Regions from separate parts of the Homo sapiens genome. Here region 2 is linked to region 1. Evidence: read pairs that join two places in POLR2A ChIA-PET (ENCODE). Cell type or tissue: CD4-positive, alpha-beta T cell. All regions are shown on one strand. Links, peaks and the distances in the headings refer to the core of each region. The heading gives the core; the rest is flanking DNA. Region 1 overlaps TMEM245 (transmembrane protein 245). Region 2 overlaps EPB41L4B (erythrocyte membrane protein band 4.1 like 4B).

Region 1 (16,603 bases), core at 4,637-12,636:
CCAGTGGCTCTGCAGCCCTTTACTCTGAGTCCACCACTCACCAAACAACCTTTTGATTATTAACTTCGTTTCCCAGTACTTACTAAGAGCCATCAGCCCACCTTCTATGGAGCCGGTGAAGGAGATTCAAACGCAACAGTTTAGAAAAACAAAGGAGGAAGAGGACATTGCAGGAATGCAGAGGTCTAAATAAGGAAAAATGTCTCTCCTGGCAGAACTGAGCCACCTCTGTCTGCCTCAGAGACTTGGGAGGGAGCCTGGAGACAATGGACCACATGAGCTCTGCTATCTTCTCTAGTTCCAATCTTTCTTATCTTTAAAGGAAGGGACATGAGTCACGTGACCTCAAAACGCCATTTCAACACAGCCACTGTATTTCTAAATACAACAATAATTATTGGCTGGGCATGGTGGCTCATGCCTGTAATCCCAGCACTTTGGGAGGCCGAGGTGAAAGAACAGCTTGAGCTCAGGAGCTCAAGACCAGCCCGTGCAACATAGCAAGACCCCATCTCTGCAAAAAATTTAAAAATCAGCTGGGTGTGGTGGTGTATGCCTGTAGTCCCAGCTACTCAGGAGGAAGAAGGAGGAGGATGAAGCAGAAGGATGGCTTGAGCCCAGGAGGTCAAGGATGCAGTAAGCCACAGTCAAACTACTGCACTACAGCCTAATGTGCTTCTCTTAATTAGTTTAATTGAGGACCTAACACCATACTAAATTCTAAGGTAGTGATATATGAGATTCCTTCTACCTCCAAAAACTTACAATCTAGTCCAGAAGATTGGGTACAAACACTAAAGTGTCAAAAATTGAAAAAGAAGGTAAAATATGTTCAGGTATCAAAAGGGTGAAAACAATAAATGCAAAAGGAGTCTGAATGTAGAGAAACCTCAATGTATTCTGAAATACACTGGGAAGATTTCATGAACGAGACTGGCCCTAAGCCACCTATTTACAACAATATCCAAAAAACAAAAAAAAACTGACAAAGCAAATAAAAATATAAAGGTATGAGACTAAGAAATGTTGAGTTCTCTAGAGGATGAAATACAGTTTGAAAGATAATACAACATTATATAAAAAGTCTGGCCTCTGGAGCCAAGGAAAGATGAACTGACTTTGAATATCAACTGTTATTTACCGTGCAAACTATTTAACACCTGTGAGCCTGTTTTTTTGTTATTAAAATGAAGGCAACTATACTACTTTTGCAGAATCACTGGGAGAATTAAATTGGAAATTAGTAAGCACCTAGCACAATATTTGACACAAAACATTTCATACAAAAACTACTAATCATCTGTTCCCTGAACTGTTCATTACTCAATATTTAAATGTGTTTAGGGATACAGAAATTGTACTTTTCTTTTTGAGGGATTACATGGCAAAACTGTTATTTTAGTTTCAAAAACTGCCTCTTCTCTTTCCGTAAGAATTTATAAAATTTAATCATGTTTCTTTATCATCTATCTTAATATGATTCAACACTGTCACTTCATTCATCAATAACAGACACTTTTAAGTTCAACGACTACAGTCACAAAACAAAACAAAACAAAAAGGGATTCAATAACTTTTAGTTAACACACCTGAATTTTTGGGGAAAGCAAACATTCAAAGGTATTATTAGATGATACACTATTTTGTGTATGCACTGGCATTAAAGAGCCAACTGGAAGGTCCAGGATACTGGGTGGAACCTGCTAATGGGCTTTTCTACAGGCTGACCTGGCAGGGACCTTCCAGCTGCTTTTAGTGTTGCACTCTTAAAAAGGAACACACTGCCAAGGATCACCAGACAGGTAACAAAAGAGAAAGCAAAACAAACTTTAAAGAAACTCAGAGCAAAGAGAGAGCAGAAGTCATTTTAAATATTTTATTAGTAATATTCTCAAATAAGTAAAAAAGGATGGTTCAGAAAAAAGAGCTATTGGATATTGCAAGTATGATAGCAGAAATGAAAATTTCAATCACGGTTTCTTTTTTTCTTTTTTTTTTTTTTAAGATGGAGTTTCGCTCTTGTTACCCAGGCTGGAGCTCAGTGGCGCAATCTCAGCTCACCGCACCCTCCGCCTCCCAGATTCAAGCGATTCTCCTGCCTCAGCCTCCCGAGTATCTGGGATTACAGGCATGCGCCACCATGCCCAGCTAATTTTGTATTTTTAGTAGAGACGGGGTTTCTCCATGTTGGTTAGGCTGATCTCAAACTCCCAACCTCAGGTGATCCACCCGCCTCGGCCTCCCAAAGTGCTGGGATTACAGGCATAAGCCACCACGCCCGGCCTCAATCACTGTTTCAAAGGCAAGTTGAAGCTATTTCTCAGGAGAAAAAGAAAACAAAGAGACAGAAAACAGAAAAGAGGCTTTCAAAATTAAGGAATCCATGTTAAAGGCCCAATATCTGATTAACAGCACTTCATCTTCCACATTAGGAAGCCAAAAGATAACATCTAAAACTGCAAAACAAAGAGAGTAGCATAAACATTATTTTAGAAATTCAGAGGTAAATACCCAGGGAAAGCTAAAAGAATTGGCAGTTGTTTGTAAAGAAAAGATGGGAAATTGGGAGGCATACAGCAGGGCACTGCTGTTTATTAAAATCTTTTAGCGTTGCTGCCTTTTCAGTTATGGTCATGTATTACTTTGATAAAAATTAAATTTAGGCCAGGTGTGATGGCTCATGCCTATAATCCCAGCACTTTGGGAGGCCGAGGCAGGCAGATCACTTGAGGTCAGGAGTTCAAGACCAGCTTGGGCCAACATGGAGAAACCCCATATCTACTAAAAATGCAAAAAAAAAAAAAAAAAAAAAAAAAATTAGCTGGGTGTGGTGGGGCATGCCCGTAATCCCAGCTACTTAGGAGGCTGAGGTAGGAGAATCGCTTGAACCCGGGAGGTGGAAATTGCAGTAAACTGAGATCACACTACTGCACTCCAGCCTAGGCAACAGAATGAACTCCGTCTCAAAAAAAAATTAATTAATTTTAAAAAGTTTAGCACGGCAAACCTCAATTTTTGTTCACTTGATGAAAGTCACAAGTTTATGCACAAGAAAACTGCCCTCTGTGAAATTCTACATGCAAGACACCATACAAAATATGGTATGGAATGAGGAGGAGCAGTAGTTAGCACTTAGGAATGCTGCAGACTGCAGAGGTGATGATGCATGGTAGGAGGTTAGGTGGGAAGGTGACAAGCTAAGCATTCAACACATCCCATCCCTCCAATGTAACTGGAACCATATTTCCATCTGGTCAAGGGTCTTCGCACAACACAAAGGCAGGTGCCTCTCCAGTAGTCCAGCTGGAGACATCCTGGTCATCTCTCAGTTACTCTACAACCACAGGGGAAATACCAAGGGAGTGACACCTGAAGCCTATGGCTTTTGAACATCATCCTAGTGCATTTAGAGTTCTCAAATATGTAAATGTCATGATGTTAAAAACAGGATAGATGAGGCCTCAAAGTGTATGAAGAAAACTTGGAATTACAGTTTGTTTTTATTTTGAACTTCAGCTTAACTATAAATGCTATTTCTTACCGAAAGAAATGTCTCAATGTTCTCGTGAACAAAGGAAACAATATCCTGCCAGTCCAGAATGTCTCCCAGCCAGCTATTCTGACGACTGACATGCAACTTCTGTCCTTTGTGCCTTCCAGAGTGTGTTACATTCTATGGAATAAAACAGTGCAGACATGAAATTCCCATCTTAATCTAAAGAACAGAAAGTATAAATGTCACATTTTGCTTCAGGTCCCCTTCATCACTTCAGTAAGTACTCCAAGGAAAAGAACTTTGCATTATTTAAGAAATCAGCTAAGGCCGGGTGCGGTGGCTCATGTCTGTAATCCCAGCACTTTGGGAGGCCGAGGCAGGTGGATCACAAGGTCAGGAGTTTGAGACCACCCTGACCAACATGGTGAAACCCCATCTCTACTAAAAATACAAAAATTAGCCAGGCGTGGTGGCACGTGCCTGTAATCCCAGCTACTCAGGAGGCTGAGGCAAGAGAATTGCTTGAATCCAGGAGGCGGAGGTTGCAGTGAGCCAAGAATGTACCACGGCACTCCAGCCTGGGTGACAGAGCAAGACTCTGTCTAAAAAAGAAAAAAGAAATCAGCTACGAACTCCATTTAAAGACCTGAAATATAAAATTCTTTTGTTTATATTCTAGGTACCTTGTCTAAGTCTCGCTCCAGTGCTTCCCTCCTAAATACATTTGCAAAGACATCTTATTTCTCAGTATCTACAACACACTAAACAGCATTTACTTTCTTTTTTTTTTTTTTTTTTTAGTTTTTAGGCCCTCCACCTTTCTCTTGATTTCCCATCTTTGCTTTTTCCTCCTTTCCTCATTTTTTTTTTTTTGGGACGGGGTCTTGCTCTATCACCCAGGCTAGAGTGCAGTGGTGCGATTTCGGCTCACTGCAAACTCCGCCTCCCAGGTTCATGCCATTCTCCTGCCTCAGCCTCCCGAGTAGCTGTGACTACGGGCGCCTGCCACAACGCCTGGCTAATTTTTTTTTTGTATTTTTAGTAGAGACGGGGTTTCACTGTGTTAGCCAGGATAGTCTTGATCTCCTGATCTCGTGATCCGCCCGCCTCAGCCTCCCAAAGTGCTAGGATTACAGGCGTGAGCCACCACGCCCAGCCCTCATTTTTCTTTTTAATTTACCATACAAGGTAAGGAAAATGAGGACAGAAGAATATAACAAGCAAACGTAAGGCAGTAAATAGAATTTATCTATCTGGAAGACATTGGCAGAGATATGAGAATAACTAAATTTGAAAGAGATAAGGGCCAGGTAAAATGGCTCTCATCTGTAATCCTACCACTTTGGGAGGCTGAGGCGAGAGGATCACTTGAGCCTAGCCGTTCAAGACCAACCCAGGCAACATAGTGAGATCCTATCTTTATAAAAATTTAAAAATTAGACAAGCATGATGGTAGGAATGTTGTCTTCTTTTTTTAGAGACAGCGTCTTGCTTGCCCTGTCACCAGGCTGCACTGGAGTGCAATGGTGCAGTCATAGCTCACTGCAGCCTCCAATTCCTGAGCTTCAGTGATCCTCCCGCCTCAGTCTCCCCGAGTAGCTAGGACTACAGGCGCACACCACCACACCCAGCTAATTTTTTGTAGAGATGGGGTCTCACTATGTTGCCCAGGCTGGTCTGAAGCTCCCAGCCTCATGTGATCCTCCCACTTCAGCCTCCCAAATAGCCAGGATTACAGACATGAGCCACCAGGCCCAGACAACAAATATGCCAATTTTGTACAAAGAACTGGAGCATCCCTGGATTTTGGTACCAGAGGGGTGTCTTAGGACCGATCACCCATGATACTGGGGGACAATTGTACTTAACCACTTAACAAACCTATGCTTATGAAACACTGACCTTCCTCTACTATAAAATAAAGCTCAGGAGGTGTGAGGGGTAATAAAAGCTATTTGTAAGCAGAAGCCCCAGAGTTAGCAAAAGAAATAGATATACCTTTCTAATTATCTGGTTTTTCAGCAGATGGGATCAAATCTATGATACTCACCTAGATATTCCCTGAATATTTTTTCCCAAGTCTTTGAAATCTATAAAAACTAACAATCTTCCTTCAACTCATCCCAAAGCAAGAGTACATAATCCCAAACAAGTCACTAAGCAACAAATTCAAATTTAAAATCAGCCCTCCTCCCCCTCCACCCTACATTAAGAGACTTACATATATACTTGCTCTCCTTACATGAACTCTGAGAATCATCACCACCAACTCTATCCACTCTATACACAGCACGGCTCCTGCTAGCCCACAGGCCCTGCCAGATCCAGTGTATAGGATGGTCTGGACAACATGGCAAAACCCTGTCTCTACAAAAAATACAAAAAAATTCACCAGGCATGGTGGCATGCACCTGTAATCCCAGCTACTCAGGAGGCTGAGGCAGGAGGATCACTCGAGCCCAAGAGACGGAGTATGTTATAGTAAGCCAAGATCACACCACTGCACTCCAGTCTGGGTGACAGAGCGAGACCCTGTCTCAAAAAATAAATAAATAAATAATAATAAAAAATAAAAGATCTCTAAGCGTTTAGATTCAGTTTCACTTTCTCAAAGAAAAGTTATTAATGCCTACAGTTGTACTGTCTAAAACAGTAGCCAGTAGGAGCTAGCCACATGTGGCTACTGAGCACTTAAAATATGGCTAGCTCAAAAACTGAGATGTGCTGCTGGTATAAAATGCATGCTAGATTTCAAAGACATATGGAAAAAAAATGATATAAAATATCTTATTAAATTTTTTCTAATGATTATATATTAAAATAATAGTATTTGGGGCATATTGGGTTAAATAAAATATCACTAAAAAACTAAAACAGGTAAAATTCGTTTAGTATAAGTATTAGAAAATTTAACATTACCTTATGTGGCTTGCATTACACTTCTCCCGCACAGAGCTAGTCTAGGGGATGAGATGTCCGTGACAACAGACTGAGGATGGAATACTGACGCACCAGAGAGATAGGCAGGTTCTGCCATGGAGACTAACCATCAACTCACACTGACTTTTAGTGACCTGAGGCTTAAGGTTTTGCTGTTTTGAAATTTCCATGAATGAAATCCCACTGTGAATATAATCCTATCTAGTTGATGAGTCAATAAAAGGACTTTATTAGTTTACAACAGGAAACTTTAGCTAAAATAACTTACCTTTACAAACCAAGAGTGATACAGTCTGTCCCAAAGTTCTAGTACTTGCTTTTCAATTACAGCAGTATTGTTCACCTTATCTCCTAGAATTTTATGGAGCTAGAAAAAAACACAGATACGACGTGGTACAATATTTCAGGCAACAACAGAGTAAAATTAATATATGCTGGGTATTTACATTTGTTCCAAAGCAAACAAAAATGTTCCAGACTATTTATCTCTAGCCATATTACGTTCTTTCCTTAAATCTACTCCTGAGTATTCCCAGTAAATTTCCTTTCTCATGTTTTTGCTTCTATTTTCTTTGCTCTATTCTTAGGTCTCTAAGAGAGCTACCTCACGCTATCAGAGAATGGTGCAAATGAAGCCATGATTGCTGACTTATCTGATCTTACCTGTCCAGAGAAAAATCTTTCCCCTGTAATCCCAGTGACCTTCCATTATACATATGTCTCATGTTACATTTATCTCTATTATTAAGAATTACCACAGAATTTTAAGTAAAATTTTAGGATGTTGGCTATAAACACGAATCCTTCCTCTATTTGCATGCTGAGAGATGTCCGGTCTCATTTACAATTGATCAGACTGGCCCCGGGTTTGTGGAAATCAAGTACACTGAGACAACGTAACTTAGAGGAAGGCTATCATTATAAAATGTTGTCCCACTTAGTTATTATTAAAACCATATTATAATATAAAAAACAATTTTCACACTTTCAGAGGCTGAGGTGGGCAGATCGCTTGAACCCAGGAGTTTGAGATCAGCCTGAGCAACATGGCGAAACCCCATCTTTACAAAAATACAAAAAAATTACCAAGTGTGGTGGCGCATGCCTGCAGTCCCAGCTACTCAGGAGACTGAGATGAGAGGATCACCTGAGTCCAGGAGGTTGAGGCTGCAGTGAGCCGTGATCACGCCAACATGCTCCAGCCTGAGTAACAGAGTAAGACCTGGTCTCAGAAAAAAAAACAAAAACCCAAAGAATTTCTAGAAGTTTGTAGGCCCACTTCCTTAATACAATTGTTTCCATTTTTCTATTTCCTCTGCAACTTTCTGCCTATTTACATAGAGACAATTTAGAATTTTTTCTACTTCATTATAAACATTCAATCTTTAGCCTTCATCACTAACCTTCATCTTTAATACTTTTATATTAATTCATTACGTTCTGGTATTAGCTGATCATTACCCACTCTAAGGATATACAATAAATCCTTCTTTTTTTTTGAGATAGAGTCTTGCTCTGTCACCCAGGCTGAAGTGCAGTGGCGCGATCTCGACTCTCATTGCAACCTCTGCCTCCCAGGTTCGAGCAATTCTCCTGTCTCAGCCTCCTGAGTAGCTGGGATTACAGGTGTGCGCCCCCACACCCAGTTAATTTTTGTATTTTTAGTAGAGATGGGGTTTCACCATGTTGGCCAGGCTGGTCTTGAACTCCTAACCTCAAGTGATCTGCCCACCTCAGCCTCCACAAGTGCTGGGATTACAGGCATGAGCCACCACGCCCACCCATGAATCCTAATTTTTAGTGTCATGAGTAACACTGCAATGAACATCCTTTTACATAGTTTTTAAGGATATATATGGATGTTCATTGCAGGGTTACTTGTGACATAAATAAATGTACTGCAACCAAATAAAATGAGTTTTTGTTTTGTTTTTTTTGAGACAGGGTCTCACTCTGTCACCCAGGCCGGAGTGCAGTGGCATGATCATGGCTCACTGAAGCCTGGACCTCCCAGACTCAAGCGATCCTGCCACCTAAGACAGCCAAGTAGCTGGGATCACAGGCGCACTGACACCAGACAGAGCTAATTTTCTTATTTTTTGTAGAGACAAGGTCTCACTATGTTGCCCAAGCTGGTCTGGGCTCAAGTGATCCTCCTGACTCGGCCTCCCAAAGTGCTGGGATTACAGGCATGAGCCACCACACCCAGCCGAAAATGAGCATTTTAATGGCTCTTGCTATGCATTGGTAAACTGACTTCTATAATAAGAAATATACCAATTAATGCTTTCTAAAATTACATAAATGACCCAATTTCCTCAAAGCCTTATGAACTAACTGGAAAATTTTTAGGGAATTTAACAGGTGTGAAATGTAGCCATTATTTATTATTTTCTTCTTTATTAATGAAAGGAGTGACCATTTTCCCACGTTAGTTTACAACATCTATTTCCTTACTCTTTGCCTATTTGATGCTGGCCTTACAGATATGTGAACCAGTTACTAGACATATTCAATGCAAACGTATCTGTTCATATTTGTTCCTTTATATTTGATTTATTCATAAACTGAAAACTAAATATTCAATATAATAAAGCCATTTGGCCAGGCATCGTGGCTCATGCCTTGTAATCATAGCACTTTGGGAGGCCATGGTGGAAGGATTGCGTAAGCACAGGAGTTCGAGACCAGCCTGGGCAACATGGTGAAACCACGTCTCTATAAAAACAGAAAAATTGGCAGGGCATGGTGGTGCATGCCTGTAGTTCCAGCTACTCAGGAGGCTGAAGTGGTAGGATCACTTGAGCCTAGGAGGTGGAAGTTGCAGTGAGCTGAGATCACGCCACTGCACTCCAGCCTGGGCAACAGAGCAAGACTCCCTCTCCACAAAAAGAAAAAAAAAACTACACATCACTGAAACACAAGTACTGTTGGTGGTGCCTGATATGCCTCTGCATATGAGAGGCAACCAAGCATGAAGCATAGTCAGAACATCATTTGAGAGCCATCTAATTTGAGGTAAACAAGCTCATCTAATTTTTTTTTCTTTTTTTTGAGATGGAGTTTCTCCGTCTCTGAGAGTAGAGTGCAGTGGCATGATCTCGGCTCACTGCAACCTCTGCCTCCCGAGTTCAAGTGATTCTCCTGCCTCAGCCTCCTGAGTAGCTCGGATTACAGGCGTGCGCAACCACGCCTGGCTAACTTTTGTATTTTTAGTAGAGACCAGGTTTCACCATGTTGGTCAGGCTGGTCTCGAACTCTTGACCCCATGATCCGCCGCCTGCCTTGGCCTCCCAAAGTGCTTGGATTATAGGCGTGAGCCACCACGGCCAGCCTGATTCCATATATGTGTATACAGCGTATCTTCCATTATATTATTTTTTTAGATTTTGTTTTTGAATTTTCAATATGGAATCACATACTAATATATTTTTCTAGGCACAAGTCTTACTGCAACAAATCCTGTCGATTCTTACATAATCCTAATTATTTCAGTATACTAAAAGTGCAAATTACCTTTATTCCTACAGGCAAAACTAGGGAGGGAAAGAATATCCCAAATCCATATGGTGGAATCTAATCCTTAACTGTGCTGCCTTTCCTCTATCATTCATTTCCCCTTCACAAAGCTCCCTCCACTTCAGTCAAGATCATTTCCTCAAGCACACTCCTGTCTCAGCATCTCAATCATCTCTTCAAGCACACTCCTGTCTCTGCATCTTGGCTCACACAAATACCCTTCTTAAAATCCACTCTTCCTTGATCTGCCATTCCTTCAAGGTTTATCTCAAGTGCCACATCAAAAGCACTTAATCCAGTTCTGGGCACACACTGCGAGCATGCTACAGTAGAAACAAAGGATTTGAAGTTAAGCTTCAGTTTCAAACCAAGCTCTGCAATTTACTACACGACCACTGGGAACTGACTCAGCCTTGCTGAGTCTTGTTTCCTCATCTGCAAAGCAGGCAAAATAATTCATACTGCAGGCTTCTTAGAAACAGTAAAAGAAAAAAAAACAAATATTAAATGAAAATAACTGGAAACTGCCAAAGACAGTTATCAGCAGACAATAAGATTTAATATGCATTAATACCTTTTTCTCTACAAAGCCTTATTTGACTACCCAAACCAAGTGATCATTCTGTCCTAACTCACAAGTAATGAATCACATCTATCTTGAAAAAGTACATGACCAACCTCTCAGATTGTTCAGGGTACTACCCCTATTCAATGTGATCTTTCAAAAGATTTCATTGTATGTTGCTTACCTGTTTATTTAAGCCTATTTACTGCTGTGAATAGCATTTCTACTTATGTTTTATCAAAGCAACAAGCAACCACCAGTAAAGACCCTGAAAAGAGAAAGCCACAAAGAAAGTTTCTTCCCTTACCTTGTGAGTTATCCATTCTCGTCCATACTGATACACGTTGTTAGCCGCAGAATTCAGGGCTCTTTGGACTACCTGAGCCTCAGGAAGCCAACTAATGTAAAACAAAGAAAAAAATGAAAAAAGTACACTTTCTGTGTAGTGTACCAATAATGCTTTGAACTTGATATGCTTAATCCATAACAGACAGACTGTTGATCATTCACCAATACACAGATACCAAAGCATCATGAGCAGGACTTCCAGGCTTAACTGTCCTAAGTCTCTAACATTCAGGATGTCCTTTCAATCTTTCCTTAGCTTTTATTTATTTTATTTTATTTTTGAGATGGAGTTTCACTCTTCTTGCCCAGGCTGGAGTGCAATGGCACGATCTCGGCTCGGTGCAACCCTGCGACTTCCACCTCCTGGGTTCAAGTGATTCTCCTGCCTCAGCCTCCCAAGTAGCTGAGATCATAGGCACGTCACCACGCCTGGCTAATTTTGTATTTTAGTAGAGATAGGGTTTCACCATGTTAGTCAGACTGGTCTCAAACTCCTGATCTCAAGTGATCCACCTGCCTCAGCCTCCCAAAGTTCTGGGATTACAGGCATGAGCCATGGCACCAGGCCTCAATGTTTCCTTAGCTTTTAGACCCACTTTCCCCACAACCTCCCTTTCATTCTACTCTGCCTGGTTTCTCTGTTCACATGTCCTGAGTCACCTGCCTTATTCAGCACCAAAGAAAATGGTTCTGGGAGACTGGGATATTCAACATCTGGGACAGGGTTCTCAAAGTGTGGTCCACAAACCAGCAGCATCAGAACTTTTTGGAAACCTGTTAGAAATGAAAAATTGGGGGCCCAAACCTAGATCTACTGAAAAAGGAACACGACTAGGGCCCAGCAATCTGTACCTTAACAAACCCTGCAGGTGATACTGATGGCATGCTACAGTTTGAGAATCACTAATCTAAGGAAGTGAAGAAATCAGAAAGAATGCAGGAAATGAAGAAGGTGAATCATTATCCTCAAGTTGGTTATCTACTGAAGATCTTTTAAAGATAGAATTCCTGAGCAAAGTTCCAACTATGCAAGGAACTATAGCCCACAGCTTTACTTGTTGTGCAGTGAGAGGTGGCCTCCTCATTCTTCTGTTGACTAAGCAGGCTGTACCATACACCTTAATCAAGAATCCTTTACACAATCCTAATGTTTTCCACAAGAGAAAATATGTTCACGTATTATCTAAATTGTTCCTCTTAATAATATACGCTGGAGATGTTGACATTCACAAATTTAACAGTCCTCATTTCAACTATTCCAGAGTGAAGCCAAAAGGTGAAGGCAAGCAGAAGCTAGTCATTTACTTTCCTGAGGCCCCAAAATGACACATCCTACAAACCTAACACAAAAGGGTCAATTAGGTAAAGTCAAATGTGCAACATCCTCAACTCACAGCAACTTTATGTGCTGTGTATGAGAAAGATGGTCATAAAGAGAAAGTCAGTTGCCACTGACAGCCACAAAGTCATGGTGCCTAGGAAAGTGGTCTTTAACCAGAAAAAAATAAGAGATCTTTTGAATAAATTAAAAAGTAGACTATTAAACCAGTAGTGGGTTGAATCTTAAGTATTAACCAGTTTGTCCCACACTCCAAATAAAGTATCTGTGAAACTTCTTGGCAAATGCCTCAGTCCACTCAAACATTTCTCAGCAAGGCCAGCACGCTGGCTCATGCCTGTAATCCCAGCACTTTGGGAGGCCAAGGCAGGCAGATTACTTGAGGCCAAGAGTTCAAGACCAGCCTGGCCAACAAGGCAAAACCCCGTCTCTACTAAAAAATACAAAAATTAGCTGGGCATGGTTGCACAAAACTGTAGTCCCAGCTACTCAGGAGCCTGAGGCACAGGAATCACTTGAGCCCAGGAGGCAGACGTTGCAATGAGCCAAGATCATACCACTACCCTCCAGCCTGGGCAAAAGAGCAAGACTGTCTCAAAAAAAAAAAAAAAAAAAAAAAAAATTTCTCAGCAAGTAAGACAAAATTTCAAACGTTTAGAGACACAAATATAATAATTTACAGTATAAGCATATAAACAGGAAATCTGGGTCACTAAACTGAAATGTGATTCGGGAGAAATTAAGTAGCTTTTAAATTACTCTTTTATACATTCATCAGTGGCTTGAAGGGACTGCTAAATATTTTCAATTATATGGTAACTTATAATTGATATTATATTGATATATTGGTATTATATTGATATTATATATTATAATGATAACACTCTCCTGTAGTGTTATTCAAAAGTGTGAAGATGGGCAGGGCATGGTGGCTCACGCCTGTAATCCCAGCACTTTGAGAGGCCGAGGCGGGTGGATCACCTGAGGTCAGTAGTTTGTGACCAGCCTGGCCAACATGGTGAAACCCCGTCTCTACTAAAAATGAAAAAATTAGCCAGGTGTGTTGGTGTGCGCCTGTAGTCCCAGCTACTTGGGAGGCTGAGGAAGGACAATTGCTTGAACCCAGGAGGCAGAGGTTGCAGTGAGCCGAGATCATGCCATTGCATTCCAGCCTGGGCGGCAAGGGCAAGACTCCATCTCAAAAAAAAAAAAAAAAAAGTGTGAAGATTCATAGAGGTATCTGGACAGATCCTTAATGATTCACAAATGTCTATTGGGCCTGGGAAAACGTCTTATTGGCCACTATGAAAACACTTTCCCAATGTACTCACACAGGTTTCCTAAGAGCAACAAATGAGAGGAGCTGTTTTGGGGACAAGGTAGAGGTACTGGCTCAGTCCCAGCCTCCCTCAAGAGACATGGGGCCAGAAACACAGGAGCTGCCTTAGCTGGGCTGTACTCCGGCCTTACACCTCTACAGCCCCTGAACTGAGCTCCTTCCTTGGAGATTCACTGCCTCAGCCTATCACTAACTCCCCTACTCACTCAAGAGGGATCCCTCAGCAGAAACCAATGCCCTACAGTTTAGACTGGTCTGCCTTCACCTTCCTGGGTAAAGGTTAATCTCTATCACCTACTACCTACCAAGAGAACAACCCTGATTAAAAACAACTTAGTTTAGCCTACTGGGTTTCTCCCAAGTAAGCGAAGGGATAAGTGCAACTGAGAACCATTTCAGTGCCATCTCCTAATGAGGGTCCTGAGGCACAGGAATCAACAGGCTTGAGACAAGTCAGGAGAAAGCAGAAAATGAGCTCCCGACTAACAACTGCCGAAGACAAGAATCAGTATGTATAACATCATTATTTTCTTTAGAGCTCCACTAAGATGATCCTAATCTGTCTAATTTACCCACCAGCTTACGAGGCACATCCAGCAGAAGTCAAGGGACTACATGGGCCATATAAAACCACACCAAGTTGGAAGAAAGGACATCTGGACTTATTCTTAACTGTATCTTCTCCACTAGGAGTATCTACATGAATCCCCTACAAGGTCAACTGCCCTCCTGCTGACAGAATCCACTGAGTACTGAGAGATGCAGGAAACCATTATCATTATTTCATGCCGACCCCTACTATTTCCAATCCCATCCCCACCTATCTGCTGAAAAAGAATCAGACCTTCTATGAATCACCAAAGTCTAAGCAACTTCAAAAAGCCTTCCTTGGCCGGACGCGGTCACTCAAGTCTGTAATCCCAGCACTTTGGTAGGCCGAGGCAGGTGGATCATGACATCAGGAGATCGAGACCATCCTGGCTAACACGGTGAAACCCTATCTCTACTAAAAATACAAAAAAAAATTAGCCGGGCGTGGTGGCAGGTGCCTGTAGTCCCAGCTACTCGGGAGGCTGAGGCAGGAGAATGGCGTGCACCTGGGAGACGGAGCTTGCATTGAGCCAAGATCGCGCCACTGCACTCCAGCCTGGGCGACAGAGCAAGACACCATCTCAAAAAAAAAAAAAAAAAGGCCTTCCTTTTGGGAGGCCAAAGCGGGTGGATCACTTGAGGTCAGGAGTTCAAAGACCAGCCTGGCCAACATGGTAAAACCCTCTCTTACTAAAAACAAAAAACTTAGCCAGGCATGGTAGTGCGTACATGACTGTAATTCCGGCTACTTGGGAGGCACAGGAATCGCTTGAACCCAGGAGGTGAAGGTTGCACTGAGCCAAGATCACACCACTGCACTCCAGCCTGGGTTAGAGTGAGACTCTGTGTCAAAACAAAAACAAAAACAAAAACCTTCCTAAATGGAACATTAATTGGCAATAAAAAAGAACAAACTTGATACCTACAACATCTTGGATGAGCTTCAAGAGAATTATGCTAAGCAACAAAAAGCCAATCTCAAAAGGCTGCATGCTCCATGACTGGATTTACGTATTATTCTCAAAATGATTTTATAGCTATGGAGAACTGATCAGTGGTTGCTAAGAGTTAGGGAAATATTGAAGGAAAGGGTAGAGGATGGGTGTGGCTGTTAAGGGGTGGCATGAGGAAGCCTGCAATGTAACAGTTATGTACTGAGTGTGTTGATAGCTGACATGAAGCTACATAGAGGATGAAATCTGAAGGTCAGTGTATTATAGCAATGCCAATTTCCTGGTTTTATTGTACTATAGTTATGCAAGATGACAACACTGGAGGGGATGGGGTGAAGAGTATATGGGTCTTCCCTGTATATGTCTTTGCAACTCCCTGTGAATCTATAATTATTACTTCAAAATTTCAAACAAAAGACAAACCTTTCTTCTACTACCTGATCTGGGGCTGCTCAGATTGTGTGCCTTTGATACAGTTGCAGAGAGAATGCTGCTACTATTCAAAACCGGTACAAAAGGGCTCTGCATTGACTTCCAGTACAGAAGAATGACCCAAAGAAAAGGAGCCCTCTGGATGTGAGGGCTGAGGCTGAGCCCTAGAGGACAACATTTGGAAGGTCTATCATCCTATGAAAGGCTCTATCCACTTGCCTAGATCCCAGGTGGCTCCTTCCTAAAATCCCATACCTGATACATGTTGGTTCCTCCTTTTTCCCATTCTCCTTTTAAAATGTATTATATCCAAAGAGCCAGAGGACAGAAGACCTCACTTCTTACTTCAAAGATGTATGGCCCCTAATTTCCCGCCTTCCCCGCTCCACTGAACTCACAGTATTTATATCCATATCCATTCTGACCTGCTTTCCCCAGCTGTTCCATTCGTGCCATGGATTCATCTCATGCTTCATCCTCAGAGAAATGCACTAAGAATTATCTCTCTCCTAATATTTACAACCCCTTCCACTCTACCAGTTCTTTCCCTGGAGCATACAAACAAGGCTTCTCCATCTTAAAAAATTAAACAAAACTGCTCTATACCTCCTTCCCAGCTACGTTCCATAGGCAAACTTGGGAAAGAGCAGTCTATACCTGCTTTCTCTAGTTCCTCGTTCCCAATAATTTCTCATCACACTGCAATCTAATGGGCTTCTGCTACACCAATTAAATGAACTGCTCTTGCAGCTGCTAAACCCAATTTCACTCTTAGAAAATTTCTGCAGCAATTTGACATTGCTGACCACTACTACTGTCTCAAAACGTTCTCTTTCCTTGGTTTTCCTCTTACCTTTCTCATAGCCCATTCTCATTTTCCTTTGTGAACCTATTGTTTTTTGCTCACCCTTAAAGGCTTAAGATATCCACAGGGCGCACCTCCAGACATCCTCTCTGTACCTTACATACATTCTTTATGCTGATGCTTCTCAAAACTCAAGATCCAACCCAGACCTCTCATCTGATTCCTGGACTTACACAGCAACTGCCCATTTTTTAACTTCACCCCATCTCTCCTGAA
Region 2 (16,603 bases), core at 3,019-11,018, 120 kb after region 1:
TTTCCTAGACTTATCAAATCCTGTCTCAACTACATAGAGTAATAGAAAAACTCTAATGCTTAGGAGACATAAAATAACTTTTCCCATAAAAGTCAAGCCAGAAATTGGCTTCAACTAACCATGGAGACCTGGGCGAACAGAGCACACACTTGTATGCTGTGCTAGAGTGAGCACACAAAGCCCGAAGAAAGAAGACGGACAGAAGGCACCATGCCATCTTCCAGGTGACAAGGGGAGAATTTCACAGTTCGGTCATCAACAGTCTTTTCATCATCTTCTCTCTCTCCAGTTCCTGCCGGAGTGTCTCTGCACTAAAAAAAAGTATGTGACAAAATAGTGAGACAATCCCTCAAAAATTGCAGAAGCAGACAGCTTAAGTATCATCTCCCAGGTTCTTTCCTGATCTCAGTGTTGGACTTTCTTTTTTAGACTCCTTGAGGACTATCTACATTTGCTAGCATTTCAGTGATCTGAAATTGGCTACTTACTGGTTTCTCAGTCCCACCATGCTGAGAGTTCCTGGCTGACTATATGTCATTCATCTCTAAACCTCCAGAGCCTTGCGCAGTATCTGGTGCATGGCAGCCACTCAGTAAAGTGTTTTTTTTTTTTTTTTTTTTTTGAGATGGAGTCTCACTCTGTCACCCAGGCTGGAGTACAGTGGCGTGATCTTGGCTCACTGCAACCTCCACCTCCCAGGTTCAAGCGATTCTTCTGTCTCAGCCTCCAGCATAGCTGGGATTACAGGCACGTGCCACCATGCCAAGCTAATTTTTTGTATTTTAGTAGAGACGGGGTTTCACCGTGTTGCCCAGGCTGGTCTCGAACTCCTGAGCTCAGGCAATCCACTTGCCTCGACCTCCCAAAGTGCTAGGATTACAGGCATGAGCCACCAAGCCCGGCCCTCAGTAAAGACTTTTGAATGAAGATGTCCAGGGGTTAGATTTATTTAAATCATGCTTTAAATTGGTTTCATGTGCATTTTCTCCCAGGCTTTCATTTGATGAATATCTGAGGGAATGTTGTAACAAATAATTAATTATATTTTAATGAATCAAATTGAATGAAGTAAAATTGGCTGTTTTGAGAAGTTGCCTCTGACTTTTTGGACCTCAGGTCCAGTTGCATATCTATGTAACCTGTCTCCACTGTTTAAACACACACACACACACACACACACACACACACACACACACACACAGAGTAAATACACATCTTTTCATTGTTTTTAGTTAGAGATGGGGCCTTGCTATGTTGCCCAGGCTGGACTTGAACTCCTGAACTCCTGGCCTCAACTGATCCTCCCACCTCTGCCTCCTGAGTAGCTGGGATGACAGGCACGAGCCACCATGCCTGGCAAAATACACATCTTTAAAGGCACTAACCAAGTTTAATAATTTCATTCAGGGTAGAAAACAAAGTTTCTACTGTAGCCAACAAGGCCCTACGCAGTCTGGCCTTAACCCACAACTTCACAGGCCTCCTCTATTGTCATTCACTCTGCTCTGGCCACGCTGGCCCCTTAAACTTCCGTAACCATGTCAGGCACATGCTTCCTCAGGAGCCTTAGCACTGGCTGGTTGCTCTGCGCAGTACTCCTCCCAGGTATCTGCAGCTTTCTCTATAGCCCTTTTCAGGGCTCTGCTTAAATGCCACCTCATTGAGGCCATCCCAGGATACCTTATTGCCATTCACAATTTCATTTTCCTCCCTATCCCTTGTCAATATCACACACACGCACACACACACACACACACACACACACACACACACACACTCATTTGTTGTCTATCTCCTCTAACAGCCTACCCTTGTAAACATTTTTTTTTTTTTGAGGCAAAGTCTCACTCTGTTGCCCAGGCTGGAGTGCAGTGGTGCAATCTCAGCTCACTGAAACCTCCACCTACTGGGTTCAAGTGATTCTCCTGCCTCAGCCTCCCAAGTAGCTGGAATTACAGGTGTGCACCACCACGCCTGGCTAATTTTAGTAGAGATGGGGTTTCACCATGTTAGCCAGGCTGGTCTTGAACTCCTGACTTCAAGGGATCCTCCCTTGTGCTGGGATTACAGATGAGAGCCACCGCACCTGGCCCCTTTATAGACATTTCAATAAATACTTACAGAATAAATGAAAGAATGTAGGAAAGGCCTGTACGTGTCACAAACACAATGAACCTAGAGTCTCCCTGGTTTCCCTGTCACCAGAATTACCTGTCGGAACCTGCTGACCTGACCTACCTGGCTGCCAGAGAAACAGGTTTCCGGGTGGTGTAAATGGTCTGCACTGTGGAGACGGTCTCTGTCAAAGGCCTCAGGGTCGCTGCTGGGATCAGCGGGGAAGTCGGGCCAGGACAGCACTGTAATTTACTGTCTCTGAAGTCTGCCTGGAGAAGAAACAGGAAAGAGGAGATCAATCTCAATTTGGGTTCCATTTTCACACTGTCAGTTGCTCCCTAAGCCTTACTCTACAGTTCCTGTTCCTTTTCACTACCAGCTAAAATCGATTGTCATTTTAAGTGATTTTACTTTGTGCCAGACACCATGCTAAGTACTTGACACATATTAACTCTTGACAACCCTTTAAGGTAGCGATTATATTTCCTCACATCTTAGGCACCATCAGTTGTAAGATGCACCATTTTTGCATTTGCCAATCAGAAAGAAACATGTAGCCATTTAAACTTTGTCATGCCCACTATCAAACTTTGTCATGCCCAGTAGTAAACATTCTGATATCGGGAAATGTTAAAAGGTGAAAACAAATGTATATTTTAAAACTGATTTTATGGGGGAAAGTGAGGCTCAGAGAGGTTAAGTAATCTGCCCAAGGTCACACAGTTAGTAAGTGTTAAGAACAGTACTGAGAACCAGGGCTAGCTGACACCATAACTGGGGTTTTTCATTACTGTAGCAGTGGTTCCCAAAGTATGGGCCCCAGACTAGCAGCATCAGCATTATCTTAAAACTTGGTAAAAATGCAAATTCTCAGGCCTCACCCAAGACCACTGGGACCCAAGAATGCCTGGGGATGAAGTCCAACAATACGTGTTTCAACAAGACCTCCAGGTGATTCTTCTGGAGGAATTACAATAAAGCTTCAGAACTACTGGTCTAGAGTATACTGTCTCATTTGGAGAGGATAATATATTCTTGTCATTTTCATTATATAGCAAACTATTCTGTTTACTTGTATATAGAAAGCTTAGAAGATATATAAAAGTAGATCAGGCCGGGCACGGTGGCTCACACCTGTAATCCCAACACTTTGGGAGGTCGAGGTGGGTGGATCACCTGAGGTCAGGAGCTCAAGACCAGCCTGGCCAACATGGCAAAACCCCATCTCTACTAAAAATACAAAAAATCAGCCGGGCACGCTGGCGCACGCCTGTAATCCCAGCTACTCAGGAGGCTGAGGCAGGAGAATCGCTTGAACCTGGGGGCGGAGTTTGCAATGAGCCGAGGTTGCGCCACTGCACTCCAGCCTGGGCACAGAGCGAGACTCTGTCTCAAAAAAAAAAAAAAGTAGATCAATGAAGAAATTCCATAATTCCTTACTGTTGCCATCAGTATATTTCCTCACAGGTTCTCTCTCTCTTCCTCTCTTTCTCTCTCTCTTTCTTTCTTTCGACAGAGTCTCACTCTGTTGCCCAGGCTGGAGTGCAGTTGGCACAATGAGAGCTCGCTGCAGCCTCAACCTCCTGGGCTCAGGTGATCCTTCTGCCTAAGATTCTCAAGTAGCTGTCACTACAGGTGCGTGCCATGCCTGGATAATTTTTTTAATCTTTCGTGGAAACAGTCTCACTATGTTGCCCAGGCTGGTCTCAAACTCCTGGTTTCAAGTGATCCTCCCACTTTAGCCTCCCAAAGTGCTGGGATTATAGGTGTGAGCCACCATGCTTGGCCATTTAGTATTTTTTCAATGCATAGTTTTTGTTTGTTTTATATTTTTGATAATACCAGCTATATATTTTATAACTAGATTTTTCATGCTAGTTCTTGGCCCTGACCTTGGAGAAACTTATTACATGAGTTTCTAAAGAAGACACTCTGATCATCAAATGAGCAGTATCTTCTTTTTTTTTTTTTTGAGTTGGAGTTTTGCTCTGTTGCCCAGGCTGGAGGCCACAATCTTAGCTCACTGCAACCTCTGCCTCCCAGGTTCAAGTGATTCTCCTGCCTCAGCCTCCTGAGTAGCTGGGGTTACAGGTGCCTGCCACCGCACTCAGCTAATTTTTGTATTAGTAAGTGTAAGTGTTAAGAACAGTATTCAGAACAAGGGCTAGCTGACACCATAACTGGGGTTTTTTTTAGTAGAGATGGGGTTTCACCATGTTGGCCAGGCTGGTCTCGAACTCCTGATCTCAGGTAATCCACCTACCTTGGCTTCCCAAAGTGCTGGGATTACAGGCATGAGCTACTGCACCCAGCCTTTGATGCCATTTTTTATTCTTTCTGAAAAAAGAGGAAAATTTGCACTGATGGTGCAAAGGTGATAGTAAGTAAATGGGGCAGGGCCTTGGCATGAATTGAGGTAGTGGCACCAAACTGTACTAGTAGTCATTGTGTTCTTGATTGCCATATACTTCAAGTAAAAAAAAAAAAAAAAAGCCAGTTTCACTAAAGAATGACCTTGAAGAAGCAGTAAAAATTACATTATTAAATCTCAACCCTAAGTATCTGTTTTTTAATATTTGTTGAATGAGGAAATGAATGAGTGAATGAATGAACAAGCTTCCACTGGAACAAAGCAGGTAACAGAAGGACAGAGCCAGATTAGAAAGAAGCATGTAGAGCAGAAATCTGGCCAGAGCCAGGCAGGGCTCCCCACCCTAGATGGACCAACATACTCGGCTGAGTATGAGCAGAGACCCAGTTAATACACCTGAATACAAAGTAGAAACTGGTTTTGGGATCAAGCAAGAGCCCAGCTGTTGAAACCCAGCTCCATCAATGCTAGATCGACTGCCAGACCAACTTTGTGCAGAGCTTCCCAGCGCTGCTAAACAACCCCTGTCACTGTCGCCAGGATAGGTCTGGAGGCCTGTGGAGAGGCCAAACCTGCAGAAAGTTCAAGTGTCATGATCTTGGCAGGAAGGAGATGAGAACACTACACACAGGGGTGAGAAAATTGAGAAGCTGAAGCCCATGAGCTTGGCTTCTGTTACCATCTACCTGTCACTGCCTCCCTAGTCATTGTTTCCAGTCTAGTCCACTCTCTTGAGTTACAGACTTGGATTTCCAACTGCCCATTCATTGTGTCCACCTGGATGTTTCAAAGGCATTTCTAATCCATCATGGCCAAAGGCAAACTCATCTCTCCCAACCAAGTCTTTTTCCAAGTTTCTTTATCTCAGTGAATGGACCCACTGTCCATCCACATTCTGCAAATCAGAAATATGGGAACCATTTCTGACCCTCTCTCTGCCTCATCTAATCCTGAATCTTACCAGCCTCCTAAATATCTTCCCTATCTGTGCACTTCTGTCCACCTCCACCAGCAAAACCACTGTGGGTCAAGCTTTCTGCTCTCTCTCCCTTAAGCCACTGTCCTGCGTTTCCAGGCTACTGTCCTGAATCCACTCTGCCTGGATGCCACTGTCCTCCCACTGTGATCACAGGGATCCCTTCCAAGTGCATCTGCCCTGTCACTGCCCTGCTCAAAGTCCCTCAAAGATTTCCTGTTGCTCGTAGGATGGAGATCAGAATCCCTACTGTGGCCTACAAGGCCAACATGGTTGTGCCCCTCCAGTTTTATCACCACCTACATCCCCTTCCTCCTCTCTCACCCAGCCCTGCTTGCTTTCCGCATCCCAGTCCCACTGGCCTGTTTTTCAGTCCCTTGAATGTGTGATGACCCCGCCCGCCCTGGGGGTCTGGCTCATGCTGTTCCCTCTGCTGCTCCAGCTGTCTTCGAGCCACTCTTGCTCAGTTCTTAAAAGTCCCAGCATGGTTTCTGCCATTGGCTTCCTGCTCCATCTTGGCCCCCAGCTTTCGGGAAGGGCTTCCCTGAGTGTCTCACAGCACTGCCAAGGCTGGGCAGAAGGCCAGAGTGCCCCACTATGGCCAACCAAGGGAGGTGGAGCCGGAGCTTCCAGCTGGGGAGCTGTGTCCAGCAAGACTGCAGGGAGCCAGGACGAGTGTCAGGGAAAGAGCATCTAACATTCTGGCAGAGCCCCATGTCTCTGCCCTCTCATTCTTAAAAGGCAGATGCTGGAAGCAGCTCATGACCCTAGAAATGGACTGTTCTAGGAACCTGTTTTTCCCTCCGCCTGCCCTGCTGGACACCTTCCCACCTCTGCTCATCCTCTGAAACTTGAATCAGCCACTGCTCTCTCCCTCCCTGTGTGGCTGAAGCCATGTTGGGTAGTGGCCATCATCCATCTCGTAAGACTGCACTTAGAGCTACCTTTAGCCACCCACAGCCCACCTCACAGATCCTCCAGATGGCACAAAAACCCTTCGGAAGGAGCTTCAGGGATCATAGAAATTGCAAGCTCTGGTTCCCGGGAGGAGGACAGAGTGAGAGGAAGGAGGTGTGGACCCCAGATTCCTCACTTCTGCTCCATCTAATTGCTCATTATACAGTGAGCTTCTGCAGAAGCTTTCATTTAAAGAATGAGTTGAGCCCTGAAAAGAAGCATGAACATTATCAAACTCTCTCTTTGTAGATGAGGAAACTACAGGATTTAAACATTTGGCAGAATTTTTTAAAAAATCAAGACAGGGTCTCACTCTGTTGCCCAGGCTGGAATCCAGTGGTGCAGTCATAGATCACTGCAGCGTCAGCCTCCTGGGCTCCAGAGATCCTCCCGCCTCAGCCTCCTGGGTAACTGGGACTACAGGCAGCTAATTTATTATTATTATTATTTTGTAGGGACAGGGTCTCTCTATGTTGCCCAGGTTGATCTCGAACTTCTGGTCTCAAGCGATCCTCCCACCTCAGCCTCCTAAAGTGCTGGGATTACAGGCATGAGCCACTGTGCCTAGCCTTGGCAGAATAAATAAGCTGCCCAGTGACACCCAGAGAGGTGGTGACAAGAAGTCTGTTGTCAGGGTGACTGGTTCTTGTTCATCACAGCACCCTGCCTCTCCAGCCTTGAGAAACAACAATCATAACTGACAGGTGTGGGATGTTTTGTGGTTGGTAAAACACTTTCAAATTCTTGGTCCCTTTTGATCCTTGCCCCAACAGGATATGAGGAGGATATTCTTACTACTACTTTCACCTTAAGTAAGAAGAGGGGGCAGGCATGGTGGCTCATGCCTGTAATCTCAGCACATTGGGAGGCCAAGGTATGAGGATCACTTGAGCCCAGGAGTTCGAGACCAGCCTAGGCAACATAGTGAGACCTCATCTCTAAAAGCAAAAAAGAAAAAGCTGCTGGTGGTCAGGGTAGTAAAGTGACCTACCTAAGACCACACCATTATCAAGATCCAACCCAAAAGAATTGAAAACAGGTGTTCAAACAGATACATGTACACACATATGCATAGCAGCACTATTCACAATAGCCAAAAGGTGAAAACAATCCCAAAACCCCCAATAAATGAGTGGATAAACAAATTGCAGTATATAGATACAATGGAATAATATTCCATCATAAAAAGAAATGAGGCTGGGCATGGTGGCTCACGCCTGTAATCCCAACACTTTGGGAGGCTGAGGCAGGTGGATCACCTGAGGTCAGGAGTTGGAGACCAGCCTGGCGAACGTAATGAAACCCCACCTCTACTAAAAATACAAAAATTAGCCAGGCGTGGTGGCAAGCAGCTGTAATCCTAGCTACTCAGGAGGCCGACGCAGGAGAAACACTTGAACCTGGGAGGTGGAGGTTGAAGTGAGCCGAGATCGTGCCACTGCACTCCAGCCTTGGCAGTAGAACAGATCTCAATCCGTCTCAAAAACAAACAAACAAACAAAAAAAGAAATGAAGTATTGATACATGCGTGGATGAACCTCAAATACATTATGCTAAGTGAAAGAGGCCAGTCACAAAAGGTCACATATGATACAATTGATTTATATGAGATATCCAGACTAGGTAAATCCACAGACACAGAATGCAGACTGGTGGTTGCCAGCAGGTAGGAACAAAGGGAAAATGAGGAGGAACTGCTTAATGGGTGTGAGGTTTTTGGAGGACGCAATAAAAATGTATTGGAACTGATAGAAGTGGTCACTGCACAACACTGTGAATGTACTGTCACTGAATTGTCACTTTAAAATGGTTAATTTTATGTCAATGTCACATCAATAAAATAGAGGCAGACTGCAAATCCAAGTTTCTTCCCAACCTCACAGAGTTCAACGGTGATCAAAAGAAGCGGTTGACCTTGCTGTCTGGCATCCCGCAGAAAAGCACACCGCATGGGAACAAGGGTTTAAAATGCACATCTGTTTTCTGGATCTACTTACAGTAAACTGTGGCCCTGTGGTGAAAGTATCAGGAAACGGGTTCATTGTATCAACCGGGAATGTTTTTATCTTCAAAAGAGAGAAAGACAAGGGGGTTACCTTCAGATTAGAAAACAAAGTTTTGCAATCTTTGGCAGCGCACCTTTAAAATGGAACCAAAGGATTCAGGGGTGCCCCCGCAGAGCCTTCATCACTCGTGTAAGGGCACATACAAAGGGTCCCTCAGGAGTGTGAGCTGGTGGTTGTATCTGTGCCTGGAGTTGGACTGCAGGACGGGCCTCAGCAGGGATGACAGCCTGGAGTCTCGTGTTCCTAGAGCGCCCCCACACTTGCCTCCCCCTGGAGCTGCCTTCAGCGGGATCTGCTTGGCTTTCCAGGCCTGACTCATAAAAAGCCACAATCAAGGTGGATAATGAGGGAGTCAGAGTTGCCTGAGGTGGCTTCTGATGACTTCTCCATAGCTGTGGGAATGGCCTAGAGGCTGCTGAGAGGTCACATCCTGGGACACGGTCTCTTACAGCAGGCAGGGTACAAGGCGGCTGGGCTAATTAAGCTAGAAAGTATTCCCTGTCTAATCACTTCAGTTACTGGACTCCCTGTACGCTTTGGCCAGTAGAGGGAGACCTCAGGGAAACCCGTGGAAGCATGGGAGAATCCTGCCCCCACGGCCTTTGGGAACAGATGGCTTGATGCACAAAGATGCCCAGTGCTGGGAGTACCTGTAGTACTGAGCTAGTCTGAAAAAGGCCAGACGAACAGCTGATCAGGTAGTGGTGGTGAAAAAGACTCTTGACTTCCATGTCTTTCTCTTTGGTCATTTTGTCTTTGGCCTCCTGGAGAACTTGGGAAATGGAAGGGCTTATTTTTTCAAGCTGGCCTAGGGTACGTCATCAGGCCCAGGAACCAGATGACTCTGACACCAGCTTTGTGCACATTCCTGGGGGACAGAAACTGTCTGCACACCTGCTGGTGAATGCATACCATACCACCCGCCAGCAGAGGGCTGCAGGCAAGACACCAAGGCCACCACTGCCCAGGGGCAGCAGGCTTTGTGTGTCTCGAGGTCTTGCCTGTGGACACTGGGATAGCTACTCAATGCTCTTCAGTGGCTCCAATGGGAGGGTGAGGCAGGGATGAGTAAGAACACATTAGCTCAGACCCAAATCAGCCAAGCTTTCCCAAATGGGTAAAGCAAGTCTCCCCCATGTGGGGATGACAATATCCTTGCCACGTGTACTGAGATGTCCAGCCCAAGCCTGCTCCCCTTCCCCCAAATTTCTTTGGTCTCTTTACACATCTCAAAATTGCCAGAATAGGCCTGAAATTGCCTTTTTGACTCAGGTGAGAGAAGGACCCTTGGGGTGAAGTCTTGGGGTACATTCTCCTCTTGTTGCCTATTGAGTCAGCATGGTGCTCTGAGACCAATATCCTAGCAGAAAGTAACAGACAGATAAGACTCTCAGATCATCATGAAGCAGAAAGGGAAAGTGGTTTATTTATTTATTTTTTGAGACGGAGTCTCACTCTGTCACCCAGGCTGGAGTGCAGTGGCGCAATCTCAGCTCACTGCAACCTCCGCCCCCCAGGTTCAAATGATTCTCTTGCCTCAGCCTTCTGAGTAGCTGGGATTACAGGCACGTGCCACGATGCCCAGCTAACTTTTGTATTTTTAATAGAGTTGGGGTTTTACATGTTGGCCAGGCTGGACTCAAACTCCTGACCTCAGGTGATCTGCCTGCCTCAGCCTCCCAAAGTGCTGGGATTACAGGCGTGAGCCACTGTGCCCTGCCAGAAAGTGGTTTATTATTGCTATGAAAGAAAGGTGAAAGTTAGCAATCTCAAAGAATTATTTTATACCTGCTGTAAATTAGAAAAATAGATTTCAACAATTACACTCTGTGTTGCTAAGGCTGTGGAGAAAAGCAAAGTCACTCTCTTCTGATGGCACTATCTGTTAGCACAACCACTTTAGAAAGGGGGCAAAAGCCAAAGTCACCATGTTTAATCCAGCAGGGTATAGCCTAAGAAAATAAAATTCCTGATGCAAAAAGCTATATGTGTTCTCCCAAATAATGACAAACTGCGAACAAAGCGCACATCCTGTAGTAAAGAATGTGTTAGATAAATGGTAGACCATTCACTTGATGAAATACAAATAGTCATATAATGTGGTAACAAGAACAAGCTAGAAACAACATAGCAGCATTAAGTGAAAAGAGGAAAACAGGAGAGAATATGGTTACTATGATTTAACTATGTAAAATTATGAATGATATGAATAAATAGAAGGAAATATGTAAAAATGACAAAAAATCATGCTAAATTGGGATGACAGGTAATTTTGTTCACATTGTCAGGTAGCACTCCTATTACATCATTAGCTTGATAAATAGCAGAAGAAGACAAGTTTAAAGAAGTTTTATTTTCAATAGAAATGCAACATAAGAGTCCGTCTGGTGAGTACCAAAGCATATATTTCTCTCTGGGGAAAGCATCTATGCTCATCAAAATTCTAGGAAAACAAACTCTTCTTGATTCTTGAGACCTAGAGGCGAAGTGGGCTCCATAGCTGCATGTTCCAAACTGACCAGGGCCAGCTGGACTCCAAATCCTCCATCCATCTGGAGTGAGGGCACCTGTCGATGGGCTCTGCCCGAGATCTGGGGCTTCTGCACGCCCACCCAGGCTTCCACCTCGCCTGGTGGCTCCTGCCCACCTCACCTCTCCTGGCCAGGCCCCTCTCCCTGCCAGGGTACCTACCAGCCTCGTTTTGATTGGAGGGTACATGCAAACTCCAGTGGTCTCTTCCTTCATGGGGAGAGAGAGTGGAGGAGAACAGCGAGAGTGGGCACAGTGGGGGTTGCTGGCGGGCTCTGCCTGCTCACGAGGAGAGGAGAGAAGGGGAGGAGGAGGTGGCAAGAGAAGGGGAGGAGGAAGAGGAGGTAGGGGAAGGGAAAGGAGAGAAAGACAGCACAGTGCAAGACAGATCTGGCAACTCCAGACTGTTCTCAAGCCAGCCTCACCCACAGCCTACTTCCAGGCTCTGGCCAACTGGCTTCTGGTCCCACCCCCCACCCTCTCTCTCAGCCTTCTTTTCTCCTTTCTGTCTTTCATCTGTTGTCTCCATCATCTGAGCAGATGACATACCAAGACCCCATTCCCAGGCCTGGTAGGTAGAGGCTATCTCCTGTGCCAACTGCACAGGACAGGTAGTGGCTTCTTGGCACGCGGTTGAGGGTTCTGAAGCATTGCCCAGGCCAAGCCAGAAAGATAGCCAGGATGACTTAGTGATGTGAGCCATGGAGGAAGTGAGGAGTGGCCACACACTTGAAGCATTTGCCTTCCATGCTCAGTGCCCTCCTGCACTCTGCTGAACAAGGGCACACACTGTGGTATGTCAGTGAGTGGATATCAACAGAGGGCACCAGGAAAGAAATATATCATGGGGAGAAACATATCGTTTCATTTCCCTTTTTTTTTTTTGAGACTCGCTCTGTCACCCAGGTTGGAGTGCAGTGTCATGATCTCAGCTCACTGCAACCTTTGCCTCTCAGGTTCAAGTGATTCTCCTGCCTCAGCCCCCAAAGTAGCTGGGACTACAGGTATGCACCACCATGCCCAGCTAATTTTGTAATTTTAATGGAGACAGGGTTTCACCATGTTGGCCAGGCTGGTCTCAAACTCCTGACCTCAAGTGATCCACCCGCCTCGGCCTCCCAAAGTGTTGGGATTACAAGTGTGAGCTACCATGCCATATTTTTTAAGAGACAGGGTCTTGCTCTGTCACCCAGGCTGGAGTGCAGTCGTGTGATCACAGCTCATGGCAGCCTTAAAATCCTGGGCTCAAGCAATCCTCCTGCCTCAGCCTCCTGAGTAGCTGGGACTACAGATATGTGCCACCATGCCTGGCTAATATTTTAATTTTTCTTTTTTATAGAGGCGAGGTCCCACTATGTTGCCCAGGCTGGTCTTGAACTCCCAGCCTCAAGAGATTCCCCACCTCCTCGGCCTCCCAAAGTACTGGGATTACAGGCATGATCCATTGTGCCCAGCTGTAACATATAGTTGAGGATTTCATATGTCTTGGCTCTTTGTTATCTGTGTTCAGAAAACAAACTGACCCTGACCCATGACGAGATGCATGGGCCCAGCCGTGGCATCTCGTTTGACACTGGGACACCCTGCTACTTAGCTGGAAAATACCAAACATTGTGAAAAAAGTGCCACATCCTTTGGGATACGCAGGGTTCTCCACCTTATCCTTGAATAGCACCATGCGCCCAGCAGAGGTCCAACAGCTTGTACTGGTGAGGATGAGGTTGGAGGACAGAGGATGCTTGATGTTAGGAGAGGGAACCACGGACAGGGTTATTTTGGGTTTCAGGGAGGGACCATTTGCTCCAGAGAACAAATATACACGTCTTTTATCTCAAGAGAGTTTCCTTAAATAGTTGATATCATCCTGCTGTGAAGAATAAAACACAGCCCCTGGGTAAGTTTCATAGAAAAATGATCAAGAAAATTGCCAGCCTCTTTTCCGTCTCCAAAGTGATCTATCTCTGTCCTCTTTACAATTGTGCAGTCCTGGACAATTTCCAAAGGGCTTTTTACAACTATTATCTCACAATGGTCTTCACGATGGCCTGTTTTACTATTCAAATTTGGGAGATGTAGAAATTGCATTTGCAAAGTCTTAGTCCATGGTTCATTTTGTTGACTGTTTCTAAATCTAGTTTTTAGTCAAGTGAATCCATCTGAGTCACCTGCAGTTAACTTTTACCAGACTACTTAAAACCCTCCTGCTGCTCTCTATGGACCTCAGGGTATATCCTGCAGAAATATGTCTCCCTGCTACCCTCAGGAACAGTTCCCACTACTGCCCCAGGGCATCCATACTCCAACCAGAAACAACTACAACAGGGGACCCAGGCCACTGGGTCTTTTCTTCTCTGATGATAGCAGGCACGCAATGGGTATTTTTTGAAGAAAATAAAAGCTGGCACAAATGACCAAGAAACATGGCCACACTGCCTAGAAGCCAAAATGTGTCCTGGCCACCAACTGAAGAACATAATGAGCGCCTTAAGGGATGGTCCAGCATTTGACTTTCGTGGTAAAGAAGTGTTGATCCACCGCACAAGCCTTTCTGACCTTTCTCAATATACATCTGATTGGATTGAAACAAAAGAACATCCTGGGGCTCCCACGCTCCAGACTGTTGTTACGTGAGAAGGAAATAAGATAACACATGGAATCAAAGGCTATTTTGGAATACCACTTAATTTTTTTCTCCTAGTATTTCCTTTCTTCCTTGGGTCTTTTCTGCAGGCAAGCAGCTACATTCATCTGTACATGCTTGGCTTTTGAGTTCAAAATCTGACTCTCGGGGAAACAGAAAGATTCTCTGCATAGATACATGATGATGAAAATGTGTAAGGCTTCTTCATCATCCAGATAGGAAAAGAGATGGCTAGTTTGACCATTGGAGAGAAAAGTCAGAGGGAAAGGGAGGAGGAGTAGACTTTAGTGAGTACCGAGCAAAGGGGCCCTGTGCAACTTTCTCCAGACACTGAGGCTGGGAAGCAGGGACTGAAGAGCAGCAAGAACCAGCCCTGCCAACCCCCTCAGGTAGAGCTGAGGAGATGGCAGGCCCCAGGACAGGGTGGCCTCCAAACAGAATGTTGTCCAACAGGTAGAGAGTCACACATCCTGGCAGGAGAGTGATCTCCACCCACCCAAAACAGCCACGAAAGAACCAAAGAGAGGCCTAGATGTATCAGTGAACAGATGACATCATGGACTAAATAGATTTCTCTCCACCTCCCTGTGCCCTAGGGAACACAGCCAAAATCACAGAAGGGGTACCCTAATTTAATTTGAGATTCAGCTTCAGCCCTGCTGGTATAATTAAGTTCAAAATAAAAGTAAGTTATTGCACCAGATGGAAACTCCCTTCTAACACCTAACCCAGGGCCTGTTCCAATGCCCTACACAGCCTTCCTCTGGCCAGGGCCCTGTCCTTCCAGACACATGAACTTTTGACTAACATGTCATGGCCCAGAAGGGATCTGGGTGTTAATTGGCTCTGCTTTGCAGTTGGGTAAGTGGTTCATGAAGCATGGGGATCAGAGAGGGACGAGCCCCAAAGAGAAAGCGTAAAGAACACAGAAAGCACAGGTATTCATGGTCTGTGTTACCTGGGGAGGGAAGCTAGCACGGTAGACTTGGAGTAGCGTGCAGGACTCCGCATTCTAGGGTGAACATCACTAATGCATCAATGTACCCTCCCCCAACTCCCCTCGCTCAGTCAACGCCAATGCCCCCAAGCACCTGCTCACATTCACATCCTAAAGAAAATACCAACTGGAGAGCAGGTGCTGTCTTGACTCACTTGCCTCCTTCCCTTCTCACCCACGTATTCCACCTCTTGCAACCCAGGCAGAAATTCAGATCTGATTACGAACTCTGATACAGAATCGGAAATGGAAAGACGTGAAGCTGCAAAAGTTCTAAAGCTTAAGATTGCTAAATTGAGCTACCTAATAAAAGAGTTGGGGATTAGAGAGGAAAAGGTTTGGGAAAAGGAGGGGGAAGAAACCTACAAAAGCGAAGTTGGAAAGAGTGTTTCTTTGTGGAGAGTTTGGGAATGAAAGTCCCTGGAGTCAAGCAGGAATGTAAGAGAATAAAAGAAAAGGCAAAAAGAGATCAAGATGTGTTACAGGAGGTGTTAATGTAATATTCTTTAATGATTTTTTGAGAGATGCCTGTTCCAGATTGAAACTTTTTATTAATCTGGGCTCTTTGGACTGTGCTTCTTTGAAAACCACTCTACACAGAGACCGGCCACAAGTATCAAGAGTGATAAAAGTGAAAGGCTTATGCTAGTTCTTTTTCTTTTTATTTATTTATTTTTTTTGGAGACGGAGTTTCACTCTTGTTGCCCAGGCTGGAATGCAATGGCGCGATCTCGGCTCACTGCAACCTCTGCCTCTGGGGGTCAAGCGATTCTCCTGCCTCAGCCTCCCAAGTAGCTGGGACTACAGATGTGTGCCACCATGCCCAGCTAATTTTTGTATTATTAGCAGAGATGGGGTTTCACCATGTTGGCCAGGCTGGTCTTGAACTCCTGACCTCAGGTGATCCACCCGCCTTGGCCTTCCAGAGTGCTGGGATTACAGGAATAATACCACCATGCCCAGCTTTTTCTTTTCTTTTCTTTTCTTTTGAGATGGACTCTCGCTTTGTTGCCCAGGCTGGAATGCAGTGGCGTGACCCTGGCTCACTGCAACCTCCGCCTCCTGGGTTCAAATGATTCTCTTGCCTTAGCCTTCTGTGTAGCTGGGATTACAGGCACATACTACCACGCTCGGCTAGGTTACGCTGGTTCTGATAGTGTCTTGGTGGAACGTTGCTGAATGAAGGCAAGATCTCCAGTTCCCTGTTGGTCCAGCACTGGGCCTAGGGACCAGGATAGTGGTGGGGCCTCAGGAGTCTCATCCAGTAGGAGGCAGGGGGCTAGAGATAGGCTGTAAGCTTGGGAAATGACTACATGGAAAAAGTATTCACCAAGGAGGGGTAATTCACTGCCTGTGTGATGAGTAGCACATGGGAAGTTCTGACATTCATGCCCGTAAAGGGCTGCTTCCTCTTCAGCAGGAAATGCTGATGGGAAGGCCCAGAGAGAGCAGCCACAGGCAAAGGGCACAGGGCTGGTGGCAAAATAACCATAGCTCATCCAGGCTGAGTCTCCTAGACCAAGGTACCTGAGCACTTCCCTTCCTCATGCTCCACTCAGCAACTCTGAGGACCAAACCTGGGCTGACAGCTTGGAGATGGTCCCAGGGCTGTCCCACAGCCCAGACTGAGACCAGGGCATCTGACCCGCTTTGAGGGAGGGTACTGGCTAACAGGGAAAGACACAGACACATCCTGGATTGGGCCATCTGCCACTGGAATGGCAGCCCAGAGTCTAGGTTCTAGAACTGGCTTTGATACACACTTGCTATGTGACTTGGGACAAGTGTCTGCCCCTGTCTGGGCCTTGGTTTTCCCATCTATATGTGAAGGACTGGATGAGATGGTCCCAAGGCATTGTTCCACCTGATAGGCTGGGGCCAGTTAGTTGAGGAAGCCCTGGTCACAAGTCAGGCACGGGGGTCACCCTTGCCTCCCTCTACTTCTGGCTCC

The links. Peaks named below come from ENCODE experiments on the same cell type or tissue, not always from the same donor. Only the 100,000 strongest peaks of a DNase experiment are listed, where the experiment ranks them.
Region 2: POLR2A ChIA-PET joins it to region 1 with 10 read pairs; 6 of 35 experiments call an interaction of 5 or more read pairs at or near these places.

The regions. Positions count from the first base shown.
Region 1 is chr9:109,053,650-109,070,252 of GRCh38, forward strand. It overlaps TMEM245 (transmembrane protein 245), which reads right to left. Exons shown (of 18, transcript NM_032012.4): 10 at 10,828-10,918; 11 at 6,705-6,803; 12 at 3,542-3,673. Among named protein-coding and RNA genes, the nearest start is that of MIR32, 16 kb to the left of the region's middle. In CD4-positive, alpha-beta T cell, for the core only: no CTCF peak of the experiment used is centred there; no DNase peak of the experiment used is centred there.
Region 2 is chr9:109,174,313-109,190,915 of GRCh38, forward strand. EPB41L4B (erythrocyte membrane protein band 4.1 like 4B) reads right to left here. Exons shown (of 26, transcript NM_019114.5): 23 at 11,177-11,293; 24 at 8,417-8,485; 25 at 2,239-2,384; 26 at 1-311. The coding sequence ends at 242. Among named protein-coding and RNA genes, the nearest start is that of FRRS1L, 15 kb to the left of the region's middle. RefSeq lists a silencer at 5,917-6,211 and an enhancer at 11,205-11,704. In CD4-positive, alpha-beta T cell, for the core only: no CTCF peak of the experiment used is centred there; a DNase peak (open chromatin) is centred at 7,189; H3K27me3 peaks cover 360 bases.